2 separate regions of the Mus musculus genome follow, and region 1 is linked to region 2. A link is a loop called in an ENCODE intact Hi-C map of the cell type or tissue named here. Cell type or tissue: heart. All regions are shown on one strand. Links, peaks and the distances in the headings refer to the core of each region. The heading gives the core; the rest is flanking DNA. Region 1 overlaps Paqr5 (progestin and adipoQ receptor family member V). Region 2 holds the start of Gm34974 (a long non-coding RNA gene).

Evidence for each region. Peaks named below come from ENCODE experiments on the same cell type or tissue, not always from the same donor. Only the 100,000 strongest peaks of a DNase experiment are listed, where the experiment ranks them.
Region 1: it touches region 2 in a loop (2.3-fold over the local background); 6 of 42 quality-filtered maps call a loop at or near these places.

What each region holds. Positions count from the first base shown.
Region 1 is chr9:61,979,539-61,991,919 of GRCm38, reverse strand. Paqr5 (progestin and adipoQ receptor family member V) reads left to right here. Exons shown (of 8, transcript NM_028748.2): 2 at 2,782-2,927. The coding sequence starts at 2,877. The region is part of intron 1 of Gm35152 (a long non-coding RNA gene); the gene reads right to left. Among named protein-coding and RNA genes, the nearest start is that of Gm35152, 9.1 kb to the right of the region's middle. In heart, for the core only: CTCF peaks have their summits at 6,537 (motif pointing right) and 7,678 (motif pointing left); DNase peaks (open chromatin) are centred at 6,549 and 8,609; H3K27me3 peaks cover 1,073 bases.
Region 2 is chr9:61,894,627-61,907,007 of GRCm38, reverse strand. Gm34974 (a long non-coding RNA gene) reads left to right here and starts at 8,236. Exons shown (of 6, transcript XR_001779199.2): 1 at 8,236-8,519. Gm35058 (a long non-coding RNA gene) reads right to left here and starts at 2,511. Exons shown (of 3, transcript XR_379526.4): 1 at 2,287-2,511; 2 at 37-209. In heart, for the core only: CTCF peaks have their summits at 6,997 (motif pointing right) and 8,383 (motif pointing right); DNase peaks (open chromatin) are centred at 7,007 and 8,377; H3K27ac peaks cover 386 bases; H3K27me3 peaks cover 5,704 bases.

The DNA.
Region 1 (12,381 bases), core at 1,658-9,657, 86 kb before region 2:
TGTTGACTGTGGATATAATGTGACCAGCTCTCTCAAACTCCTGCCACTGTCTTCCTTGCAGTGATGGGCTACAGCCTGGGAATTTTAGCTAAAATAAACCTATTGCCCCTAAGTTGCCTTTTTATCAGTGTTTCTACCACACAACTGAATGAAAAGTTGAACAGAAACCCTTGAACAAGCTTGTCCTTGACACAGCAACCCACCCTGCAATGTTGGCAAATTGCAGTCTGGTTTTTCTAGGGTCTGTGAAATGAAGAGCATGTTTCCCAGCAGGTAGAGTTGAAAGGATCAGGGAGTTAATTCTAGGCTCCGTGATGTCTGAAAGCTTAAGATCAGCTGTGTGCTGTGATTTCCCACCATCAGCCACTGGTCTTTTGCAATTGTTAACAAACATGAAGATGGACAATTTAGATGTGGGCTAACAACCTAGTCATAGGAGAAGCTTCATTACTGTAAGACTATAACAGCGGAAGCTTCGCACTTTTGAAACAGGTCAGTCAAGTTCTGTCTTATCTGGGATGTGGCCTCAGCTTGCTGAGTTGGCAGGAGTGGCTCCCTACTTGCCATCCAGACCACACACATCCCAAACATCCCGTTTCCAGCATCTCCCTGTGCTCAGGAGAAATGTGGTCTTAGTGCTTTGTGCTAGGATGTATTCTCTTTAGTTAAAGCCAATTCTCGAGTGTGTGTGTGTTTTTGTGTGTGTGTTTGTGTGTGTGTGTGTAGAGATCAGAGGTTGTCATGTCTTATCTAATTGTCCTCCTTTCATTTCTCTCTCTCTCTCTCTCTCTCTCTCTCTCTCTCTCTCTCTCTCTCTCTGTGCGTGTGTCAGGTCAGCCACAGAGGTCCCAGGAGGAATGTGATTTAGGGAGGTCCCTCGGAGGCAGGGAAAGATTCCTGTTGATGGGGACATGAGGAAGGCTCTAAGGAGGCTTCAGTCCAGGGGTGATGGCAGAGAGACACTGTGGTCAGTCCCTAGCTTTGTCCTCTTTGTGCTAAAGCAGCGTTTTTCTGTTTCTTGGGCTGTCTGAGAACTTTAGATGTCTGTAGTTCATATTGTTTACAGTTGCTAAACAGCCTTAATCCTGTGTTTGATCAAATTTATTGTTTACTCCAAGTTGCTCTGTCTCCAAGAAGCTCCTTGGCCTTTTGCCTGGCCTGTTTTTTTTTTTTTTTTTTTTTTTTTTTTTTGTGTGTGTGTGACAGAGCTGTGTGGTCAGCCCCCTGGAAGAGGCTATTCTTCTTTGAACTAGGACACAGCTCTTTGCCCCTTTTACATTTTTTATTAAAATGTATTAAAATTTAGTTTATTTATTGTGTATGTGTGTGCTTTTGCAAGCATATGTGTAAGTGCATAGACACCTCAGTACAAGCCTAGAGGACAGAAGACAACCTTTTTGTTTTTGTTTTTGTTTTTGTTTTTGTTTTCTCTTTTCTTCCCATGAGAATCCTGGGGATGGAACTTGGGTCTTCAGGCTTGGAGGCAAACTTTTTTGTCAATGGTCATTGAACCATCTCATGTCCCTCCTGCACTGTCTACTTATGTCACCTAAGGTGACACAGACTTGAGACATCTCTGCCTCCCTCAGACCAGCCTATGGTGGAGCAGAGTGCATGACCTCAACACTACCCAGTTCAGCAACTCTGGGGAAAGTTGCCTACAGCTCGTCCCTCAGAGAGAAATAGGTGGCCTCGGGTCCCTCAGAGCCCTACTGTTTTCTATTGCGTTCGTTCTGCTATAATACCTTAGATCGGTGGTTTATAAACAATGAAAATGTATTCCTTCCAGTTCTAGGGGCTAAGCAGTCCATACTGAGACTATTCACAGACGGCCCCTTCTCCTTGTGCCCCCTGCACCCTCCCCCCATATCCTGGGCCCAGTGTCAAGAAAGCTCCTTCAGGCCTTTTTTATAAGGGTACTAATCCCATTCATAAGAGTGGGACCCTCATGACCTCATTACCTTCCAAAGGCCTTACTTCATACCACACTGAGGATTCAATTCTAGCATAGAGATTTTGAAGTTTTTTTCGTATTGTAGTAATCAGCCGTGGAAGGATCTAATTGCTTACCAGCTGGCATTCTCAGAGCGAGGAATGAAGTGGTCTGAATCACTGCTTTTAAGAAATCTTTGCAGCCGGGCATGGTGGCGCATGCCTTTAATCCCAGCACTTGGGAGGCAGAGGCAGGCAGATTTCTGAGTTTGAGGCCAGCCTGGTCTACAAAGTGAGTTCCAGGACAGCCAGGACTACACAGAGAAACCCTATCTCAAAAAAAAAAAAAAAAAAAAAAAAAAATCTTTGCACATCTCTTTGATCCCAGCACTCAGGAGGCAGATCTCTGTGAGTTCAAGGCCAGCCTAGTCTACAAAAGCCAGTTTCGGAACAGCCAGGGTTGTTATACAGAAATCTTGTCTTAAAACCTCCCCTCTAAAAAAAAAAAAAAAAAAAAAAAAAAACAGGGGCTCAAGTAGCCCAGGCTGGCCTACTTAAGGGGTTAAGAATGACCTTGAACTCCTGATTCCCCCCGCCCCCTGCCTCTACCGCCTCAGGATGACTGGCATGTACCAGCATGCCTGTTTTATGCAGTGCTGTGGATTGAACCCAGGACCTCACGCATGTCAGACAAGCACTCTACCAACTGAGCTACATTCCCCTTGGGAATCTTGGCAATCTTGTTTATTTGCTCTCATTCGAAAAATGTCCAATAGTTAAACCACCAGAAACCATATCCAGTTGAAGTTAGGTGGAGTCTGGCCTGATTTCTTGTTTGTCCTCTTTCAGGGAAGCTACCTTGATGTCCCTGGTATGTCAGAACTGAGTGGGACCTGCTGAGGGGCCAGAGTGACCTCAACTGCCTTTCCCAGCCTGGTGTCAAGATGCTGAGCCTAAAGCTCCCTAGGCTATTCCGCATAGACCAGGTGCCCCAGGTGAGTGCTTTCATTCCACGGCTGAGTTCCAGGGTCTGCAGCCGATCGACCCCTGCAATGTGGGACCTGAGGATGCTTTCACGAGGCCCCTTGTCTTCAAGGCACCCCTCTGAACCTCCTGCAGAAACCAGCATCCCTTGCCCCAACCATGGACCAGGCTGGCAAAGTGTAGCCCTTCAGTATAACCTCGTGCTGCATCAGGAAGCAAAGTCATTAGAGAGCACAGATGTGGGCTAGTCAGGGGAAGCGGTACCAGCTACAGGGTGGGGAAAGGCTGGCTTCAGCCTCCTGTGGTGCTCCAAAGTAGGCCAGAGAGCAGTCACCTTAACACGGCTCTGCAGACGTGTTCTGTCGCATACTCCCCATGCCTCCATTTACTTGAGACAATCTAGCCTCAGACACACAGTCCTCCTGCCTCAGCCTCCCGCGTGCAGGGATTACAGGCTCCACCACCATTCCCAGTTCTACCCTCCACTCTTGCAGGAGGGTCAGACCAGGCCTAGGGTTGGGCAATGGAGAAGGGCTTAGTTAGTGGCTCTTGTCTCCTTTCCACAGAGCCATCCTGACACACACAGCAAGCACAGACACCCCGCCTCTATAAGCCCTAACCTTTTGGTTGTATGCTGTGCCAGACTGGTGCACTTCTATCTTGCCTTGTAGAGAAAGCACAAGACTGTACCCTTGTCTCTGGATCCACTTTCCTTCCTGCAGGACTGAGAGTCAATGCCGTTTGGTAGTGGGACATTTCCTGGGTAGATGAGAGCCCCTTTCTGCTCAGCTGCTTGTCACACAGTGATATCTTACAGTCCCTATCCACGCTCAGTATCACCAGTGGGACACTGAGTAGAGACCTGCCAGGCTCTGACCTGAAGCTCTAGAGCCAGGTGATGCCAGGAAGATGGCACTGGGCAGAATCATGGGCAGTGCAGAGCTGTGGTGGGGCAAGCTGAGGAAAGCAGGAAGTTCTAAAGAAAGCCACCATCCATGGCCCTTTTAGCAGGGCCCTGCCTCTGGGATCGCAGGGCCATCCGCTCCCCTCTCTGTCCACACATCAGTGGGTGTGACTAGTGGGAACACAGTGTGAGTCTTGGATTTATTCATGACGTGGATTCATGACATTTTTATTGACTTCTTCCTGTGTGCAAGGTGTTTCTCTGCAGGATCCGGAGAAGACATGTGGGCAACTCTGTCCTGACTGGGCTCCTCTGAGGCTCATGGGGATCTCAAACATACACGAGTACTTTGTAAAGCAGCTAGAGGAGAGAGGGGTCACTTCGTCACAGGGGAGGAAAGGAGCAGGAAAGACACTGTTAGGATGAGTTGCAGGGGCTGGGAGAATAACTGGTGCTCAGGGGCTTGCTGTAAAAGCCTGTGGATCCAAGTTCAAATCTCAGAACCAAAGTAAGAAACTGGTGAGTGCTTGTAAACTCAACACTAGGGAAAGACAGGGATGGATCCCTGGGGTCACTGGCCAGTCACCCGAACCTTGTCTGTAAGCCCCAGGTCAAGGAGAAACTCTCAAAAATCAAGATGGATGGTACCTGCAGAAGAACCACACTGGAGATTGTCCTCTGGCTTCCACACACATGTGCACACGTATGCATGCATAGCTACACACACACACACACACACACACACACACACACACACACAACAAATAAATGTAATAACAATTTAAATGCCTCATAGAGAAGTTAGCTTCCTGGCGAGGAAGAAATGCCTGTATCGCCACAGTGCCCTTTGTCTGGGGTCCCTCCTGGTGATGCAATACAGGCCCGCTGCGTTTGTTATCCTTTGACTCATCTCTTCTCTTCCTTCGCCTTTCAACGCTCCCTGTGCCTTGTGTAAACAGCTTGGAGTTGGAGCTCTAGCTTGGAGACCCATGTCTCTGCTGATGTGTCTAGTGGTGTCCTATAGAGGGATCTGTATTTGTTTCAGCTGTCCTGGGTGAATGTATCTGTTTCCTCTGCTTCTGCCTTCCATTCCAGTCCTTTGGGATGAAGGGTCACATTCTTACTTTTCTGTTTTCACTCTTCTACTTCTAGACATGCTCTGCAGGTACTAGTTTAGAGATCACTTCAGGTTTTTTTTTTTTCTCTTTATTTTGAGACAGGGTTTCTCTGTGTGGTACTGGCTGTCCTGGAACTTGCATTATATACAGGCTGCCTGCCTCTGGAGAGTTAGGATTTGAGGCATGCATGACCATCACCTAGCTCACCTCAACTGTTTTACTATGAACAGCTAGCTGTACGAGGCACTAGAGAGTAGACAAGCAGAGGTTTAAAGTCACCCAGGATTGGCTGGGAATGTAGCTCAATCGATAGAATATTTATCTAGAATGCAAAAGGATCCAGGTTCGAATCCCAGTTACTACATGTCTGTACTCTCAGCACTCATGAACTAGAAGCAGGAGGATCAGAAGTTCACGGTCATCTTTGGCTATAGTGAATTTGGGGCCAGACTGGGCTACATGATACCCAATCGCATGTTACCCCAGATACCTCAGTGACTGGAAGTGTCAAAGACTGCTTTCGCTTCAGATTTACACAGCAGTCATTCCTAGCTGCACCATCTGGAACAGGTGGCCTCCGAGGTCACCACAGAGGGGAAGAGAGAGGACGGCATCTTCAGTTGGGTTTCCTAGAAACAAACTCCGAGACAGAAACTGAAAGGCAGGGAGTTAACTGGGGATGGTCCTCAGGTACAGCACTGTGAAAAGTGAGGATGACAGGGTGTGGGAGGAGCCACGGCAGGTTGTGGGAGGAGCCACGGCAGGATGTGGGAGGAGCCACGGCATCAAAGGCTCTTACCACCCCACAAAGCCATCATACATACATACATACATACATACATACATACATACATACATACAAAGCTCTTCATACATGGGCTCTACCTGGGCTTCGCCTTTCAGAACTGTCCTGAATATAAAAAGTAGGCCAGGACCTTGAATCCTTGGTGGGTGGGGTTGGGTTGACCCTGAGAAGGGAACATGATGAAGACAAGATTGTGTTGTGCCCTTTGACCCAAAACAGTTTCCCAAAAGACTGGCGCTGTCTGAGTTCAGTCCTGTGGAGCTATCACCTGACAACCTGAGCTTAATCCCCAGGATTCAAATGGTAGAAAGCAAGCCCCGGCTAACGCTAGTTGTCCTCTGTGTGTGAGTAAATAAACAGACTTTTAACGTGAATAAAAGCAGTTTCAAGGCAATGCACTGCTTTGAACTGTTCTGGCCCAAAGGGAGCGTGCCGTAAACAGTCACCTGACTCTGATCAGACCTCAAACAAGCCTAAGACACAGGAAACACACAGAGAGTTGGCGAGTGCTGACTATTTCTGCCGTGCCTGAAGAACAGATTCTGCCTTTGAACAGTTGTGCAAAGGCATCTTGCCAGGAAATTTCTTCATAAAACCAGATTAGCCTCAAACTCAAATTTACGGTGATCCTCCTCTTGCTGCCTCCTAAGTGCTGGGACTGCAATCGTGCACCACCACACCTAGCTGAGACTTCACTCCCCCTACCCTCTTAAAAAAAAAATTTTTTTTTTTTGAGATTTTGATTTTATTTTAGGGTGTGGGTGTTTAGCTCCATGTACTGCCCACAGAGGCCAGCAGAGGGCACTGAGTCTCCTGGAACTAGGTTGTGAGTTACCCTGTTGGGAACGGAACCTGGGTTAGCTGGAAGAACAGGTGCCCTCAATCACGGAGCCATCTCTGCAACCCTTGGGACTCCATTTCTGGCCCTGCTCTTGCTGCCACCCCTCCCTTGAGATGCTCTGTTCTTGAATGTGCATACTTGAGCAAAGCTGGATTCCTGAGGACAGCTTTGTGCTTGCTCCCCGGGACTGCCAAGACTGGAGCGTTTCCTGTTAGAGACGTCATGGTTCTCAGAGACAGCATAGATTCTGACCAGAATCCCATATGCAGACTAGCAGAAGGCCCTGAATTATTGGGAGGTTTTGTTTTTATTTGTTTTGAGACAGGATCATCTTTCTACATAGGTCTGGCTGTCCAGGAGGTCACTATGTAGCCCAAACTGGCCTCAAACTCACAGAGAGCCATCTGCCTCTGCCTTCCCAGTGCTGGGGTTACAGGTGTGAATTGCCACACCCAGCTGAGAGTTTTCTGTAATCTTCCTTGGTATCCAGTAACTCTCCTTAGTACAGCACTCTACCAACTGAACTACACCCTTAGTCAAAAATGTCTAGTTTAAAACTTCTTTATAAAGTGAAATAGTTCAACCTAATTTGGAAAGAGGATTGAGATAAAGGTTCTTGTTATGTAGTCCATCATAGATACATGTAGATACATTTTTTTAAGCTTTGGCTAACAATATCCTATAACAAATATCAATAGAGAACTCATAGTCATAATTAATATAATTACCCACAACAGACCAAATTGGAGCTCTCTTGTTTCATTGACTCCTTCTAATCATTGTGTATCTTATCTAAATGAAATCCACATGTTCACTTTTCTTAGCCTTCTCACTGGTCGAAATGAACATAGTTTAAGGTCAAATTGCCTACATATTTTAGGAAGTTATCCTGGAATCATTTAGAGAATGAAGTACACACCTCTGAACTGCTCCCCCCCCCCAAAAAAAAAGCCTTCAGGGGCTGAAGAGATGGCTTAGTGCATAAACGCATTGGCTACTTATACAGAGGACCCAGGTTTGGTTCCTAGCCCATGTTAACTTCCAGCTGTCTGTAACACCAGTTCCAAGGGATGCAACGCCCTCTTCTGGCCTCCACAGGCACTGCATACACATGATGTACAGACATTACACGCAAAATAACCCACACATGAAATAAAAAATCTGGAAGAAAAAAAAAAGCTACCAACTCCAGCAAGCAACTCAAACCATGTGCACCCTGCCTGGCTTGGGATTTTTGTCAAATTCTGGCCTTTGATAGCTTCCTTCTACTTCCTTAACCAGTTCTTACAAATTTGGTGGCTTATGTAACAGCCTCACACACTTCAGACCCCAGGTTCCATACCTAGCACTGAAGAAACAAAAGGAAGGGCAATAGACCAGCAATCATTATCTTCCAGCCCTGTACAGTGCAAGTGTGCTGTGGGTGGATGGGCCAGAATCCCAGTTAAGACGCAGAGAGAAGAGCTCCTTGCTCTTCCCACTCCTTGGCTCCATCTTGAAATCCAGCAACTTTGCATCACTCTGACCTTTCTGCCTGCAAACCTCAACCTAGATACACCCTGGTTTTTGTCTTTTCCCTGTGCCAGCCTTTCACGTCCTTTTGTGTTTATGTTCCATAACATTCTTGTTTGTTTATTTGTTTGTTTTGTCTTGAGACAGGGTTTCTCTGTGTAGCCCTGGCTATCCTAGAACTAGCTCTGTAGACTCAGGGATCCACCTGCCTCTGCCTCCCAAGTGCTAGGACTAAAGGCGTGCGCCACTAATGCTAAGCTTAGTGTTTTCACTGCACCTGGTTCAAACAGCTTCAAAGGAGGAAGGAGTAGGCTCAGAGATTTCAGTATGTCACAGCAGGGAGGGTGTGGCCCAGCAGCTAACAGCACAGCAATCAGGAAGCAGAGAAAAGGGACACAGGAAGGGACCAAGACAAGGTAGAGTTCCCATGGTAACCTCCACTGATCAACTTCCTCTAACCAGGCCCCACCGCCTGCCTTTCCACACCTCTCATAAAGCTTAGAGCACACTTCCATCAGGACATCCATCCACTGTCTGTCTAGGTTAGAACCCTCAGTATCCAGTCATTTCCCAAAGGCCCATCAGTGGCAGACAGCCACGCCCCCAGTGCATGATCCCATGGGGGTATTTTAGACTCAAACCTTAACACCCTACCCTGTCTCCATCTTGTTGTCCTTACTTAAAGGCAACATCCCCTTCTGAGAGAAACTGGACTCTGGGCACAGAGGTGGCAGCTGGGTTGCAAGGACAGAGGTGTCAGTGTCTGCCAGGAAGCCTGTTAGAAACGCCGCCTCTCCTCCAGGCCTGCTGGGGCAGCCTTATAGTTCCAGCTCTCTAGAGGCAGTAGCAGGAGGTTCAGGAGTTCGAGGCCAGTTTCACCTACATAATGAGTTCAAGTTCAGCCTGGGCTACATAAAAGTGTCCCAGATAATCATACATAAATAATTGCAGACTCTTATACAAGCCACCAAGTGCAGTGAGACCCTTGGGTGACCTGCCAAAGAGCCGGTTTAGGGATGACGCTGACAAACCAGGGAGGAAGCGCTGAGGATTAGATCCTACTGGCTATCTCCTCTCAGCTCGGGTACCGGAAGGCCAAGATCAGGTGAGGGCAGGGCTGTTCCTCTGGGGCCTCCTTCTTGTAGCCTCTTCACTGGGGTCCACACCTGGGAACTCTGTCAATCCAGACTTCCTCTTCTGAAAGTCACCAGCCACACTGGATAACAACCCACTCTAAATGGCTTAATTTTAAGTGTCATCCTCTCGGGGAGACCCTGTTGCCAGGGCTGAGGTTGTAGCTCAGCTAGAACCCTTGCCTAGAATGAATGAAGCCATAGGTTTGCTCTCCATCAGAGAATGGTGGTACACTCCTGTCATCTCAGTACTTAGGCAGGAGGATCAGAAGTCCGAGGTCATCCTTGTCTACATGGGGAATTCGAGGCCAGCTTCAAATACAGGGTGTTGGGGTAGTAGTATTTTAATGTGTAAAGTTGAAGGGAGACATAATTCTGTTTCTCAGAGTAGGACTGGAGTGTCCTGTACCCTAAGGGATGACAGTTGTACCTCTCAACAGTCCCTGCTTAGCAGTGTGGGAGGGGTGCATCATGGCAGAAAGTGGAGGCCTGAGGCCTGACTCCCGAGACTGATGGGAACATGGAGAGATGCCGCCACCACCTCCACCACCACCACCCTCCATCCTGAGGTCAATCCAGGACTCTTCTTTATAAGGAGGATGTGAAGATTCTGTGGCACTTGGACAGGAAGTGAAGAGTACGCTAGAAGCCAGCTGTCTTCCCTTCCCTCTCCACCCCGTTCTTCCCTCTTCCCTTTTTTCACCATCAAAATCTGTTACTTACCGCAGACCAGAGATACTCATTTATTTTCCCCTTGGGTGATTTGCAGTTTAATAGCTAGAAAAACCAGAGGGTGGAATTTCAGGCTTCAGCTGGGGGGCGCACCGGGGTCTCAGGGAACATTCTGTGATGCTGAGCCAGCCACAAGCGCTAAAAGAGCTAAGAGGCCACCTGGAGGGTCTTACTCCTAATAGGCTGCACACAGCTCGCTTCCATTTCGCTCTAAATTGCCCAGTCTGCTACCGTAGATGCAAAGTGGGACCCTAAAAACTGCTTCTGCTGTGCAAATAAGCAGGTGCCTGAGAACTCAGAGCGAGTTGCGGGTGGAGGGAAGTTGGAAATGAAGCCAGACTTCAGAGTAACGAGGAGATGATTGTAATTTGCCGTTGGGGATCAAGCTGAGCTTGGAATACAAAAATTGTTTTCAAATGTTCTCTTTGCTGTTTCGATGTATGTAGCCCGTGTTCTGTGAGGATCAACTCCATGAGGAGGGCTTTGCTGAGGCTGGGATGTCATGGGGGAGGGAACCTTCGGCCTTCTTGTGCTCAAAGCTGCTAGGAGCAGGAGCGCACCTGAGTGCTGGCAATTCTGTCCAGTAAACAGAGGTTCACTCTAGGGAGGGCAGGAGTGGATCCGTTGTGTTATCTCAAGTGAAAGCCATTTTGTCTTGGGTCACAGAGAGCTGTTGTCTTTTTTCATTCCCTATCCACCTGCCATGACCTCTCAGGGGCTACCTGATATCCTGCCCCTACCACATGCACCATGTTGGGCTTGTCATACATGGAAAGGTCAAAATAATGGGACATATGGAGGTAGGCTCTTTTAATAAGTACCCAGCCCTGGCTTCTGTAACCAAGACCTCTTCTCCCAACCTCAGATCTGGGACCAGACCTTCACCTCTTCTTCCTCCTCTTCCTCCTCTTCCTCCCTTTTCTCCTCCTCTTCCTCCTTTTAGCCATGTAGCACAGGCTGGCCTGGAATGCCATATATAGCCAAGAATGGCTTTTAAACTCCTGACCCCCTCGAGTGCTGGGATTCTTGGAACACACTGCTCTGCCTGGCTTATGGCAGACTGAGGAGCAAACCCAGTGCTTTGTGCTTGCTAAGCAAGCTCTCCACCAACTGAGCCACATTCCCAGCCCTGGGACCAGATTCTCAAATGTGATTGACAGGAACAACATCCCTGCTCTTCCCTTTAGGCCTCTGTCTGTGCCTGTGCTGGCCAGAATGCCAGGACCCACAGAGAGGAGCATGCTTGCTGGTTGCATGTCCAGTTACCTGGGCAGTTTGTGAGTGACCTTTTCTGGGCAAGCCAGAAGGCTTAATCCAGAAGGCTCAATTTCATCTGCCGCTCTCCTAGATAAGGGCAGCCACTCTGGCCTGTTTTCAGCAAGAGCCTTGTTAGGTTGGTTCAGCCAGGCTGTCCTCGGGAATCTCAGGGATTCTCCGACTGCTAGCAGCCTGTGCCTTGGTTCTAGACTCCCACTTGCCTATGTGACAGTGGTCCTGAATAAAGTCTTCCCTGCTGTGTGTTACCCAGCAATTCACACAAAGGAGCAAACAATGTTTATAAACACTTCTTCCTGAAGTCTTTGCATTTTAGTAAGCAGCCAATACTTTAGCTCATTTGAAAACTTTTTAAGAGTTTATTTACATTATGTATATAAGCATTTTTCTTTGGTTGTGTATATGCATATGTATATGTATATGTATATGTATATGTATATGTATATGTATATGTATCTCACATGCATGCAGTACCCAAAGAGCCCAGAAGAGGATGCTAGATCACTGAGAACTGGAGTTAACATTTTGAGTTGGCATGTAGATCCTAAGAACGGAACCTAGGTCCTCTGCAAGAGCAACAAGTGCTCTTGATTCTGAGACATTGTCCCAGTATCCCACCCCAACCCCGACTGGATTTTTTTAATGGGAAAGGAAAAAACAAAAGCTTGAAATATAAGTAGTCTGATGGATCAGTGAGAAGCCCCTGGGAGCCACGTTTTCGGAGCCACGTCTTCTGAATGCTCCCAAACTAGAGACATCCTATTGTACATGCATCAGAAGTGAAGGCCCATTTGCTTCCTTCTCCAAAGGCCTGATGAAACTGCAGGTCAAGATTCCTGTGCCCATTGTAGGAGAGTGTCCACCGTAAGCCAGATACTTCAGCGGAATGGAGAATCAAAACTGAAGGGTCTGGCCTTTGGCTTTGGTGGCAGAGTGCTCACCTAGTATGCTAGAAGCCCTGGGTTCTATCTCCAGAACCCTATAAACTGGCTGTTATCGAAACACTCTGGAGGTGAATCAGGAAGAACAGAAGTTCAAGGTTATTCTATGAATCTAGGTCAAGGCCAGCCTGGGCGACCTGAGATCCTTTCCCAAAAAAGATAGCATTTAAGATAACTTGTCTTTAAAAAAAAAAAAAAAAAAAG
Region 2 (12,381 bases), core at 2,319-10,318:
GAATTTGGTCTTAGCTCCCTCGTAATTTACTCTCACACGCTTGGATTTCCTCTTCGTACTCTCAAACGCGCCTCTAGTCTGAGCCAAAGATTTGGCTGAGCCATCTTGCAAACTGGTGTGCCCTGTGCCCTTCCCGGCTTCTTGGAAGAAACGGCCACGTGAGGACCAGTTCTGCTTTTGCCAGGAACCTTCAGAAATGTTGCTGTGTTCTGTAAATAAGAAAAGTTCTTGAGAAATAGAGACCTGGGACAAAGTTTGTGTCATCTGGAAAATTGATTGTTATAATTGTTATCTTCCTTTAATTTTTATGTTATTATATTTATTTTTTGAGATAGGGTCTCACTGTGCAGATCTGGCTGTCCTGGAACTTACTATTTAGACCAGGCTGTCCTTGAACTCACTGAGATCCATCTGTCTTTGCCTCTCAAGTGCTGAGAATAAAAGCCTGAACCTCCAGGTCTTATATATATATGAGAGACAGGGTTTCTCTGTGTAACCTAGCTGTTCTAGAACTTGTTTTGTAGGCTAGGCTGGGCCTGAACCAAATTCTAGTCCTCTGAAGACCAGGAAGCACTCCTATCCTTTGAGCCGTCTCTCTAGAACCCTTTTATTTGTTTTATTTATTTATTTCTTTTGGTTTTTTTTTTTCTTTTTCTTTTTTTTTTTTTTTTTTTTTTTTTGAGGCAGGGTTTGTCTGTATAGCTCTGGCTGTCCTGGAACTCACTTTGTAGACCAGGCTGGCCTCGAAGACAGAAATCCACCCGCCTCTGCCTCCCCAGTGCTGGGATTAAAGGCGTGTGCCACCATTGCCCGGCTTGTTTTTATTTCTAAATCACTATCACATGGTGTGGGTGTGCGCATGTTCGAGGACACGCATGTGGAGGTCAGAGCACGGAAGCTTGCAGGAGTTAGTCCTCTCCTTTTACCTTTCTGTGGGTTCTGGGTATCTGAACACAGTCTGCATTCTTGTTCAGGAACAAGCCACCTTGCCAGCCCATCCCCTTTTAGCACGACAGGCGCTTTGTGACTTAGTCTCTCAGCCACTGGGAAATTCATCCGGAGGATTGATGGCCCCATCTCTTGGCAGAAATGATCCACACAGACAGTGCCTCTGTTCCCTCCTCCCCTCCTTGATGCTGGTTTTTCTTGGTTGATTTACTTGGCTCTTCCATTGACTTGGCTGCATATCTGCACTTTGATCTAAGCCTTTAAGTCCCTTTGTGAACAAGGATGGAGGACTCCGTATATTAAATGGGAATCGGAACACTGGGAGGTTCTGTGTGTATCTGTGACAATAAGTTCTTTGAGACAATGTTAGCCGGTGGTTGGATCCAAGTTAGTTTTAAGATTGACAGGTTTATATGGGCCAAGGGTTTCAGGCCGAGGTGTCTCTTTACTTGGGGAAATGAGAACCTTATGTGAATGATGCCAAGAAGGAAGTGGAAAGGTATGTTATGAGATCCGGTGCTGTTAAGGCTTGTTTCCTTATTCACAGTGCCTCCAACAACATTCCCCCATCCCGAGCCTGACAATATTGAATCAGGGTAAACACTTAAAGACAAAATGCACGTTATACGCTGTCCTCTGTCCTCCACGGGTATGCCACGGCATGCACACACGTGCACACGTGTACATAAGCACAAAATAAATAAATAAACACCTTCAAAAGTGTGTTCCTACTTCTGCCGTATTCCTCCTCCATCCTATTTTCTGGAGACAGGGTCTCACTCAGCCCGTGACTTTGAACCGCCTATGTAACTGAGGTAACCTTGAACCTCCTATCCTGTTGCCTCCCTCTGAGTGCTGGGTCTGCAGGCCTGCACTCCCACACCCAATTTATATGGTATCTGGGATGGAACCCAAAGTGTCATGTATACAAGACAGCCTCTCTCCTAACTAAGCCACACCCACCTCTGCTGGGTCACAGCTGCCACCATTTCAGCTTTCTGTTTTGTTTTTGAGACAGGGCTTCCTGAAGCCCAGGCTGGCCTTAAACTTGGTATATAGGCAAGGCTTGCCTTCTTCACCTACCCCTCTTTGCCTGCTCCTACCAAGTACTGGAATTACAAAGCTGGAGCCTGGTTTCCTTGTAGCCCTCTTGAAATACACTTTCCTGAGGAGGTCAAGACATCAGTGTCTTAAGACTTCAGAGCCAGTGAGCTCGATTCTGGTCTTCCTTCCTGGGGGATCCTGCCCGGGTCTGGGCTTTTGCTTCCTGGGGGATCCTGCCTGGCTCTGGGCTTTTGCTTCCCGGGGGATCCTGCCGGGCTCTGGGCTTTTGCTTACCCACTAGAAGAGGTGGCTCCTGGAGCGGGAAACAGGGAGAGCGGAGATTGTGTGGAAGAGAGAGGCCTTCTTTTGCTTCTTGAAGGGGGAGCTGTGGTGTGACATTGGCCAGCCTCAGTTCTTCCCTGGACCTCAACCTCCTGGCCTTTTCACCAAGGACTTTCAAGGACTCCCAGCTTGGCTTCCCTCTCTCTCTGGCTGGGGTGGTGGAGTCACCTTTCTGCCCCAGGGCCACCTCAGCTCCTCGCTCTGTTTGTTCTCAAGCAAACCCTTCCTCCTGTTTACTCAGCAAAGATTCTTCTAAGACAGGCTAAGCACACCGTTTACTCTGCTAACAAGTCTTGGCATAGACAGGGAGCCTCGTGTTGACTTATTCTTGAGCCTTCGTTGACATTCACCGGGTAACACAAACACAGAAGACAGCCTGGGAGCACGGGCCTGACACAGCGCTAGGAACTTGCCTGGAAAGGGCCATGCTATCTGTTTTGGTTAGAATCACCCCCTGAGGTAAAAATAATACTGTCCACACAGAAGAGATTCCAACTCGAAACTGTCCCGGCAGGAATGAGGACATCCGAAAGAGACACTTGTGCCCCCACTTTGGCTTTTACACTATTTAAACAGTGGACCCCAAGAAGTTGGAATTTCCCCCCAGGATTTTGTGAAGGGAGAAGGAAAAGTCAGACCTGGTGCCAGCCAGGGGGAAGCCCAGCCAGTGATGGGCAGGAGCACTGCTTGGCCAGAGCTGTTCACCTGGGCATACCTTTTGCCATCTAATTAAGCCTAAATCTTGTGTCAAGATCCAAGATGGACTTGGGCATTCTCTGGGCTTCATTATGTGCCCCCCCCCAAAGTATCCATGTTGAAAAAAATCCCCCTTCTCGTCTCTTCACTGTGACTTGCTTGTTTGACTGGCCTATTGAAGGTGGGGGTGGCCAAACGTAGCTCTCTGGCACTAACAGGGCCCAGGCTCTGTCTGGTCCTAACAACCCTGGTAGCACAAAGCTCTCCTTTAGGTTTTGGGTTTCAGCAGCTGAGCACTTTTCCGAAGGCCTCTGAAAGGCTCCTTGGTTTTTCTTTACAAGACCACATGTGATCCTGCAATATTTGGGGACCATGGCACACTCCCACAGCCCAAGGGGCTGTGGGTTCAATTCCATCTGTACTCTTAGTGGTCCTGGGATCTTGGGACAGTCCCTTTCTTTCTCTGGCTTTCAGTGTCCCCTCCTCCTCCTCCTTCCCCCCTCCTCCCCCGCCCTCCTCCCCCTCCTCCTCCTCTTCTTCCTTCTCCTCCTCTTCTATTTTCTTTTTTTTTTTCCTTTGCTCTATTTCTTTAGGCAAGGTCTCACTATGTAGCTCCTTGCTAGTCTGGACAACTCCTTATCTAAACCAGGCTGGCCTTAGATTTACAGAGATTTGCCTGCCTCTGCTTACCAAGGGCTGGGGATTCAGGATGTGTACCATCACACCTGGTCTCGGTGTCCATTTTTATGGTTCAGGGCAGTTGTCTGGGTGTGTACCTCTGAGCCGTCATGCTGGAGTATTCAAGACGACTCGTTGAGTGAATGAGCACACCGCAGTGACTGGTCTCTTCCACCTGTGCCATCTTGTGTCCAAACCGTCCCTAAGGTGGCTCTACTTGGGTCATCGTCTGACAGGATCTGCCTATCACAGGTTCAGCTGTGAGGCTGAGGTGGCTTCTGCTGCTTCTCCTGCCTCCTCCCCTCCTCTCTATCCCAGCAGGTGCTTGTAACTGGAATGTCTTTTCAGGTGAGGTGCCCTGTGTATTGGGTTTGTCTTTGTTGCCCAGAAACTGTTGACATCCAAGACATCCTGTTGCCTTCCCTGGGTAATGAAAAATTGATTACTTTTCTCTGTCGGCAGGAACTCCATAGCTGTTCACCTTGGCCCCTAGGGTGGGAAACGTTCGCTTCTCATCGCACAGGCGTTTGCTTCCTTTCTGGAAGCTGAGGTGTTGGTGAGGAAAACGTAGAAGCAAGTCTCTGGGCTAGGGGCCAGGTCTTAAGGGCGCTTCTTGTGGCAAGTGTGGTTCATTTCTCTTCAGATGCTGCTAGGGCCAGCCGATGCTGTTGCCAGGCAACCCCTAGCTCAGCTCCTCTCCACAGCATCTCGATGCTCACCCAGCCCAGAGCATTTCCCTGTCTCCCAGGCTTTGGATCATCCTTGCCCCCCTCTGCAGACTGAAACCCTGTGAATGCCCATTTGCCTCATTTCTCCTCTTGGCTGTGCATTAGGCTGGCTATTTCCACACAGGGTGGCTGCTAGGCTTCTGAAAGGAGCATGACTTTCTAGATCTAGGAGGGACTTCCGTGCACCCAGCCCTTCTGGGTACATTTGGGTACATGTACATTTTTGAAGATGGTGTTCCGGGAGAGTACTTGATGTGTGGCCACAGGACTCAGCATCAAGATTCCTGATTAGTGGCTGTGACATTTGTCTGATTGCTCTGTGCATCCTTGCTGGCTGCAGAGGTCAGACTGTGGAACCAGAGTTACAGATGGTTGTGAGCCACCATATAGGTGCTGGGGATTGAACCTGGGTTCTCTGCAACAGCAGCCATTGCTCTTAACCACCACTGAACCATCTTTCCTGTTCCAAGGAGGTTTTCAAAGCGACCAATGGGTTCCTGAGGGTGGGGCTGGTGAATGGGTCTTTGACAAGCCATCTTCTTCCTCCTGGGCTGATTTTGAAGGGCAAGTATACCTTGCTTTCTAGACAGGAGGCTTTCAGTTGCCTGTGCTTCCTGCACACTCTCCATAGCGCTGCGCTCTTAGGTCCTTGCCTCAGCTATTAAGAAACCATTCCTGGAGACACGAGACTCTGCTGGCCTTGACCCCGGGCAAGTCTTGCACAGTGAACTGATCTCATGCCTCCCTCACTAACACAGCCTACAGTGTGGTTGTGGACAACACCTGTAGTTCCAGCTACTTCAGGGACCACTGTCCTCAGGGGTATCCCCTGGGCCCCTGAGACATCCCCACTTCTGCTTTTGACCTGGAGCTGAGTCACAGGAGTGGCCCAAGAGAGCCCTGCTGCCTATGAGTGGTTAACTATTCAGGAGATGGAGCCCTCATGCTGGCCCAGGAACCTCTGGCTTTCTTTGTGTGCTTAGGACCACTGTGGCCTGGGGGCACATGCTGGCTCGCAAAAAAGTGGCTAAGTTACTGAATACAAAAGACGCCTTTCAAGCAGCCTCTGGTTCTTTCTCCTCCTCACCCTCCTCCTCATCCCTTCTCCTCCTCCTAACCCTCCCTCCCTCCTCCTCCTCCTCCTCCTCCTCCTCTTCTTCCCTCCTCTCCCTTCTCTTTCCTCCCGCTTCCCTTCTTTCAGGTTCCAAATAAGAGTCCTACCAGAGTACAACAATGTGCTTTCCTTTTGAGACAGGATCCTAGGCTGGCTTTGAACTCAGTTTGCATCCCAGGCTTCCCTTGAGCTTGTTATCCTCTGCTTCAGCCTTCTCAGTTGTTGGATTTACAGACCTCGTGCTCAGTTGCCTTCTTGCCTCTTCCTCTAATTAATCTTTATTCCATTTTACATAAACCATCGGCTCTCAATAGATTGGAAGTTGGTGATATGGGTCAGTGAATAAAAAGTGTTTGCTATAAAACCCCAATGAACATCGGGCGTGGTGGTGCACACCTTTAATCTCAGCACTCGGGAGGCAGAGGCAGGCAGATTTCTGAGTTCGAGGCCAGCCTGGTCTACAAAGTGAGTTCCAGGACAGCCAGGGCTATACAGAGAAACCATGTCTTGAAAAACCAACAAAACAAAACAAAACAAAACAAAACACAAACAAACCAAAAACCCAATGACCTAAGTTTGAACCCCCCCAGAACCCATAAAAAGTTGCCCCCTGACCTCCGCATGCGTGCTGTGGTCTGTGGGTCCCCTGTAATAAAGTAAATCAACACACAGTAGGCTGGAAGTTTTCCGGAGACACAGGGGCCTATTAGTCAGCCTTCATGAAGGAAGTCCTGTCACTCATGATAGCAGCCTGGAAAGACATGAGAAACTGCTTGTGTGGAGTCAGAGACTGCTGAATTGAGCTGAGGATGCAGCTCAGGGACAGAGAGTTACTTTCTCCCCACTGAGAACGTGGCTTCCTATCAGCCAGGTACTAGACAGCAGCAATGGTGAACCTGAACGTATATATTTTTGGTGGGGATGGAGGGAGTTGAGACAAAGTCCTGCTATGTAACTTACTACATAGACCAGGTTGCCCTCAAACTCATGGTGATCCTCCTGCCTCTGACTCCCCAGTGCTTGGATTACAGGAAGGTGTGTCATCATACCTGGCTTCAGAATGGAGCATGTAGGATGGTATTTAGCAGAAACGGAGGGGGGAGTGGTAGTAGAACTGGGCTCTATGGATCATTCAGGCAGAGGGGATGAGATTCCTGAGGTCTGTTGCATGGCGTGGTGGTTAGAGTTAGCACTAACGTGTTGTAAACTTACAAAGTGTGAGCTTAAAACATTCTCACCGTGGAAAATAAGAATTGTGGGCGATGGATACGTTATTTATCTCCACTTGTTCTACAGTTATCACATGCCACGTGGTACACTGAAAATATACACCATCATCATCTGTCGGTTGATGATAGAAATAAATAAACTCAAGGGCTACCTGTGCCTTTCTCACAGGCGGCCTCCCAGGTACTCTGTAGGGCTGAGTCCGTGGCGTTCTCTTTTTGGGCAGCAGGGGGCAGCAGCGACTTGGGACTCGTCGGATCAGATCGGGTTTCCTCATTATCCAAGCGTCTTTGGCTCTTTCTGAAGTCTGGGAAAGAGGTGGAGTTCAGTTTTTTGTTTTTTGTTTTGTTTTGTTTTTTTAATTGAGTTTTACGAAGTCTCCAGGGAGCGCGCCCAGGAGGATCATCCGTATAGAGCTGAAAGGAGAGTGAGGACCCAGGAAGGGGAGCCGCATGAGGCTTCGGTGTGTGCGGCACAGGGTTCTGACTCTGGGCTGCCTGCGTTTGAGTTGTCACTCGAAACTGAGGTCTTGAGAAAGCCACCCACTCAGATGTCTTGTTTTCTCAGGTGCAAGGGCACTAGAGTGGCAGTGGCAGCTACAGTCAGGGTGATGACTTGACGTTGTGCCTGGCCTGGGTGGATACACCACCCATGTGTTCATTATGTCGAAGACCCAGCCAGCCATTTTTCCCTCCTAGGATCCTGTGACATTGGGAGATGTCAGCCTTTCTGGGTGCACATTTCTCAGGAGGACAGCTGGTTCCACAAATCTCCAGAAATGCTGTATTGAGATTTGGCTCAGCCTGTGCCTTCTCTAGGATGCCTGCAGGGATGGACCCCATCACCCTGTTTATCATAGTAAATTCTTCAGTGCTGTGAATTCTTCTTGTTGCCTACCCTTCCTGGCACGGACTCCACACATTCGACAGTATATGAGACATCATCATGGTTTCTGCTGCACAGTGGAATACCCCGTGGCAAGGTGACTGTGAGTCTAGCAACTAGAGTCAGGCCGCCTGGGTTGAAATCTTGTCATTGGCTTTTGCCAGCTACATGATTTGAGGCAAAATGCTCTATGCCCGTGAGCCTTAGTTTCTCTGTTGTGCCTTGTATCCTAGGGTGATAATTGAAGGAAAGCAGGTGATGGCTAGATGCCTATGGTGTCTGTTTAGCCAGAAGAGGAAGTGGGTCAGGAAAGAGAGGGTCTGTCTTTGGTACTTGCCAGACTCTGGGTGCTAGACATACAGTCTTGTCACCACCACCCCCCATCCCTGCATGTGGGGTCTGATTTGCAGATGAGGAACTTAAGACTCAGTTTACCCACGCCTGAAGAGTAGGAAGAGCTGGAGTTAGGGTGCCCTGCCAGTCTCTGACAGAATCCAGAGTTGCTCTTTTCCTTATTGGTGGCTGGAGGGGTGGGAGAATACGAGGGTGTTTTGTCCTTTTTGTCAAAGACTGGAAGACCAGAGATGTCCACGTTTCCCTGATTTTTTCCCCCAAGCTCCAGGAGGGACTTCAAGAGGGTAAAGGAGTTTAGTGAGAAAGTGGAGATCAGGATCGTCTTTTGAACAGTGGGAACTGATCCAGCAGGAGGGAATGAGAGTGGGCAGCAGGGGGCGCCGTGGCACCAGCAGAGAGCCGCTGCTTTCCAGAGAAGGGATGGGCTTTTCTGAAAGAGGCTCAGCCTGGACGAGGCCAGTGAGGGAATTCTGCCTGAGAGCTGAGGACCGGAGGTTCATAAGGTAGGTACTTTGGAATCTCTTCTTTCCTCTTTCTTGATTTGTGACTCTGGGTAAGTCTTTTAACCTCTTGCAGCTTTGTCGACCTGCCTCCCCCCCCCCCCACCGTGTGTGTGTGTGTGTGTGTGTGTGTGTGTGTGTGTGTATGTGTGTGTGTGTGTTCATGCATGCATATGTGTGAATATGTCTGCAGAGGCCAAAGGTCAGCCTTGAGTGTTGTTCCTCAGAAATATATATATATATATATATATATATATGTATATGTATATATATACATATATATAAAATTGTGTGTGTGTGTGTGTGTTTTGTCTGCATGAATGTCTATGCACCATATGTGTGCCTGGTGCCCACAGAGGCCAAAAGAGGGCATCAGATCCCCTGAAAATGGAGTTACAGATGCTTGTGAATCGCCATGTGGTTGTTGGGAATCAAATCCAGGACTCGCTGGCAGAGCAGCCAGTGCTCTTGACCACAGAGCCATCTCTCCAGCCTCCAATCTCTCACTTGTCTGGGATGGGGATGAACGTTGAAAGTGATAAAGCTAGGTACATATTGTGTGATTCTACTTTCCTAGATGACACAAATCCCTTGACCTGGAAGTGTGTGAATTCATTAGTCTCTGGGAAATAGGGGGTGAGAGTCTGAATGTGTGTGACTAGGATGCTCTGTGGAAGCAGAGGTTAGCATCTGGGGTCCTCCTCTGCTGTTCTGCACCTGGGTTTTTGGGATAGAGTGTCTCATGGAACCCAGAGCTCACCAATTCAGCTAGGCTTGCTGGCCAGCAAGCACGCGTGATGTCTCTGTCCCCCTAGTGCTGGGGTGACAGCTGCTCGCAGCCCTGCTTGGTTTTTGAGTTGGTTCTGGGGACCTGGACTCAGGTCTAATACTTACTGAAACCTCATCTCCACAGCCCCTTAGTTTCATATTTGAAAACTTTTGTTTTTAATATTTTGATTTGTTTTGTTTCAGCAAGGAAAAATTTATCTGAGACAGACTTTCATATATTCCAGACTGGCCTCAGACTCACTATGTAGCTGAAGATAACCTTGAAGTTCTGATCCTCCTGCCTCTACTTCTAGAGTTTTGGAGTCATGGGTATTAGTCACCATACCCCACTTTTCTATTATTTTTCAAGGGGGAAAATTATATTGTAACTTGTCAGGGCAAGTCTCTTAACCAATATTCTAAAATCTAGGAAAAACAGACCAGCGTGTTTATATGCGCTACACACAATCATGTCCGGCTGTAAAAAGCTTATGGCTTTGCTTCCTGGTCACGGCAAGACTAATAGGGACATTAACAAGCGGTCACTGGTCACTCTGCACAGAACTCTGCCATTCAGCGTTAGCAATGGCCAAGGGCACCTTTCCCTTCATCTCACCTTCAAGTAATTTAGAATACAACTTAATTCAGTCTACTAATTGTTTTAGGGAAGTCCCTCCATCCCTCTCATACATACTGTTTTGTTTATACCTCCTGGGTATACCTGAGGTTGTGCTCCGTGCACAGGAGGAGGCATGCGCCACTGATGCCTTCCAAGCCTGCAAGACCTTACTCGGTGCACTGGGAAGAGACCAAGAGGTCCAGGGCCTTTTCCTGATTCTTGTGGTGACTGTGGCAAGATTCAGTTGGGAGGTCAGGCTCCCTGGGTTTAAGGTGACTCTGGGCTTTGCCTCAGGACCTCAGGTCTGTCCTGGAGCTGTGCTAATTAATGCAGGGCACTGGACTGGTTTACTGGACAAGTCATTTTGCATATGGACACTGCTGGCTGCACTCAAGGAGTTGTCTGTGATCCTGTCCCTGCCTCCCTTCAGAAGGTCAAGGGCTCTCAGTAAATACACCTGCTGGTTGTTTACAGAGCTCAGGCTGGAGACCAGATTAGGCACTTCCCTGGGAGCAAGGCAGAGTGCCGGTGCCAGCTCAGGGCCTGGGCAAGCAGACCTGAGGTGTGTGTGAGGGTCTCTTAGAAACTTGTCTGTGGCTGGGCAGTGGTGGCGCACGCCTTTAATCCCAGCACTTGGGAGGCAGAGGCAGGTGGATTTCTGAGTTTGAGACCAGCCTGGTCTACAGAGTGAGTTCCAGGACAGCCAGGGCTACACAGAGAAACCCTGTCTCAATAACAAACAAACAAACAAACAAGAAACCTGTCTGTGCTTGTGTTTGTCGTGGGGAGAACAGAGCTGTTGGCTTCTGACAGAGCCACAATGTGTTTTCGCTGTTCTTTTGGTGTGATGCTCCGTAGGTCTCTTAGATGGCTTCCCCAGGCTCTGGGCCATGCCTATCTCTAGAACACTTCCTGGGAGTGGAAGAACAGGATGGATGCTTACATCAGCAGGGGACACCCAGCAGGAGGCTGCCCACAGGGAATCTTCCTCATGGAAACTGTCACTGCTCAGGACTCTATCTTCCCACCCCATCTTTGATGCATTGAGTCCACTGGACCTCTAGGACAGTGTCCAGTCAGGTCCTACTTCTTAGCCTCTCAGGCTGGACAATTGGGCTGGATGGAAGGTGTGTGTGTGTGTGTGTGTGTGTGTGTGTGTGTGTGTTGGGGGGGTGGCAATTAGCAGATGATACCTGGCAGCTTGAAGCTGGTGGCCTCAAGGCCAGTTGGATGAGGGAAGCCGAGGAGTTTGAGCGATGCCAAGAAGCCATGGGTACAAGGGAGTGGAGGGGATGAATCTTAGAGATCCAGACTGAGCTGGGCACAGAGCGAAAGAGCCCGAGAAGACCCTGTCTTTGAGTGCTAGAAGGCTGTATGCTCCATTCTGTCATAGATCTTTGCAGGCTTTCAGCCCCTCTGTATCACTTTTACTCATTGTTGTGTGTGGAGCTTAGGTGTGCATGTGGAGGTCAGAGGGCAGCTTTGTGAAGTTGTTTCTTTCCTGCAAGGAAGGGACAGAACTCAGGTTGCCTTTCCAACTGGATTCCTCGCAACACAGACTGGCTCCAGTAGAATCAAGGCAACTGCTAGGCTGGAAATCTCTCCCAAGAGGACCCACTGACCGCAGGAAGAGCCTGAGGCACAGATTGGGGTCCTCTCTAGCTAGCTAGCGTGGCTCTCTCTCTCTCTCTCTCTCTCTCTCTCTCTCTCTCTCTCTCTCTCTTTCTCTCTCTCTCTCCACTTGTCAGCTCCAGTGTGGCCTGGCATAGTTTCCCCCTGCGGGTTGGAGTCAGATCTCAAACAAACTGCCTTTCTCAGGAGGCAAGCACCGGAGAACGGACCAATCACCGTTCCAGCAGTCACGTTGGTCTCTGAGATCTTAATCTCTGCTGGCCAGCTATGCTGGAAAAAGCTTCAAGGTGAAACCAGATCTTTCTGAGCAAAGCCTGCCTGGGCTGTTCTTTCATCTACTCACCCAGGCCAGAGGGCGAGAAGCACCTCCTGGTGACGGTGGTCAGCCCACAGTCGCCCAAAGCTCAAAGAATCTGTGAGTCCTCCTCTCAGTTCCCTCTGCCTGTGGGGAGCACCTAGCTGGGCCCTGAGCACTGGGGAGTCAGTTAGAACCTCCCAGCTGTCCTTTGCCTGGAGGAAGGTGTGTGAGGAAGAGGGAAACATTTATAGTCCCACACTGGCAGCAGCCGTCCATGCAGGTAGGTCACCGTGTGGTCTTGACCGTGTCTTCTAATGGTCTAGGGCCTTAGAGTAGGTGTCTGTAATCCTACGTCAGCAATACGGCTGTGGCCCAAGACACTTGCTAACCAAAGGCTGTGGGCAAGAATTCCAGGAGCCATTCAATTCCTCATTGTCTAGCTGGGCATGTGGCCTAGTTGGTAAAGAGCTTGCTTGGCACACGAGAAGCTCTGGGTTTGATCCCTGGTACCACATAGACTAGGGGTGGTGGTCCACTCCTGTAATCCC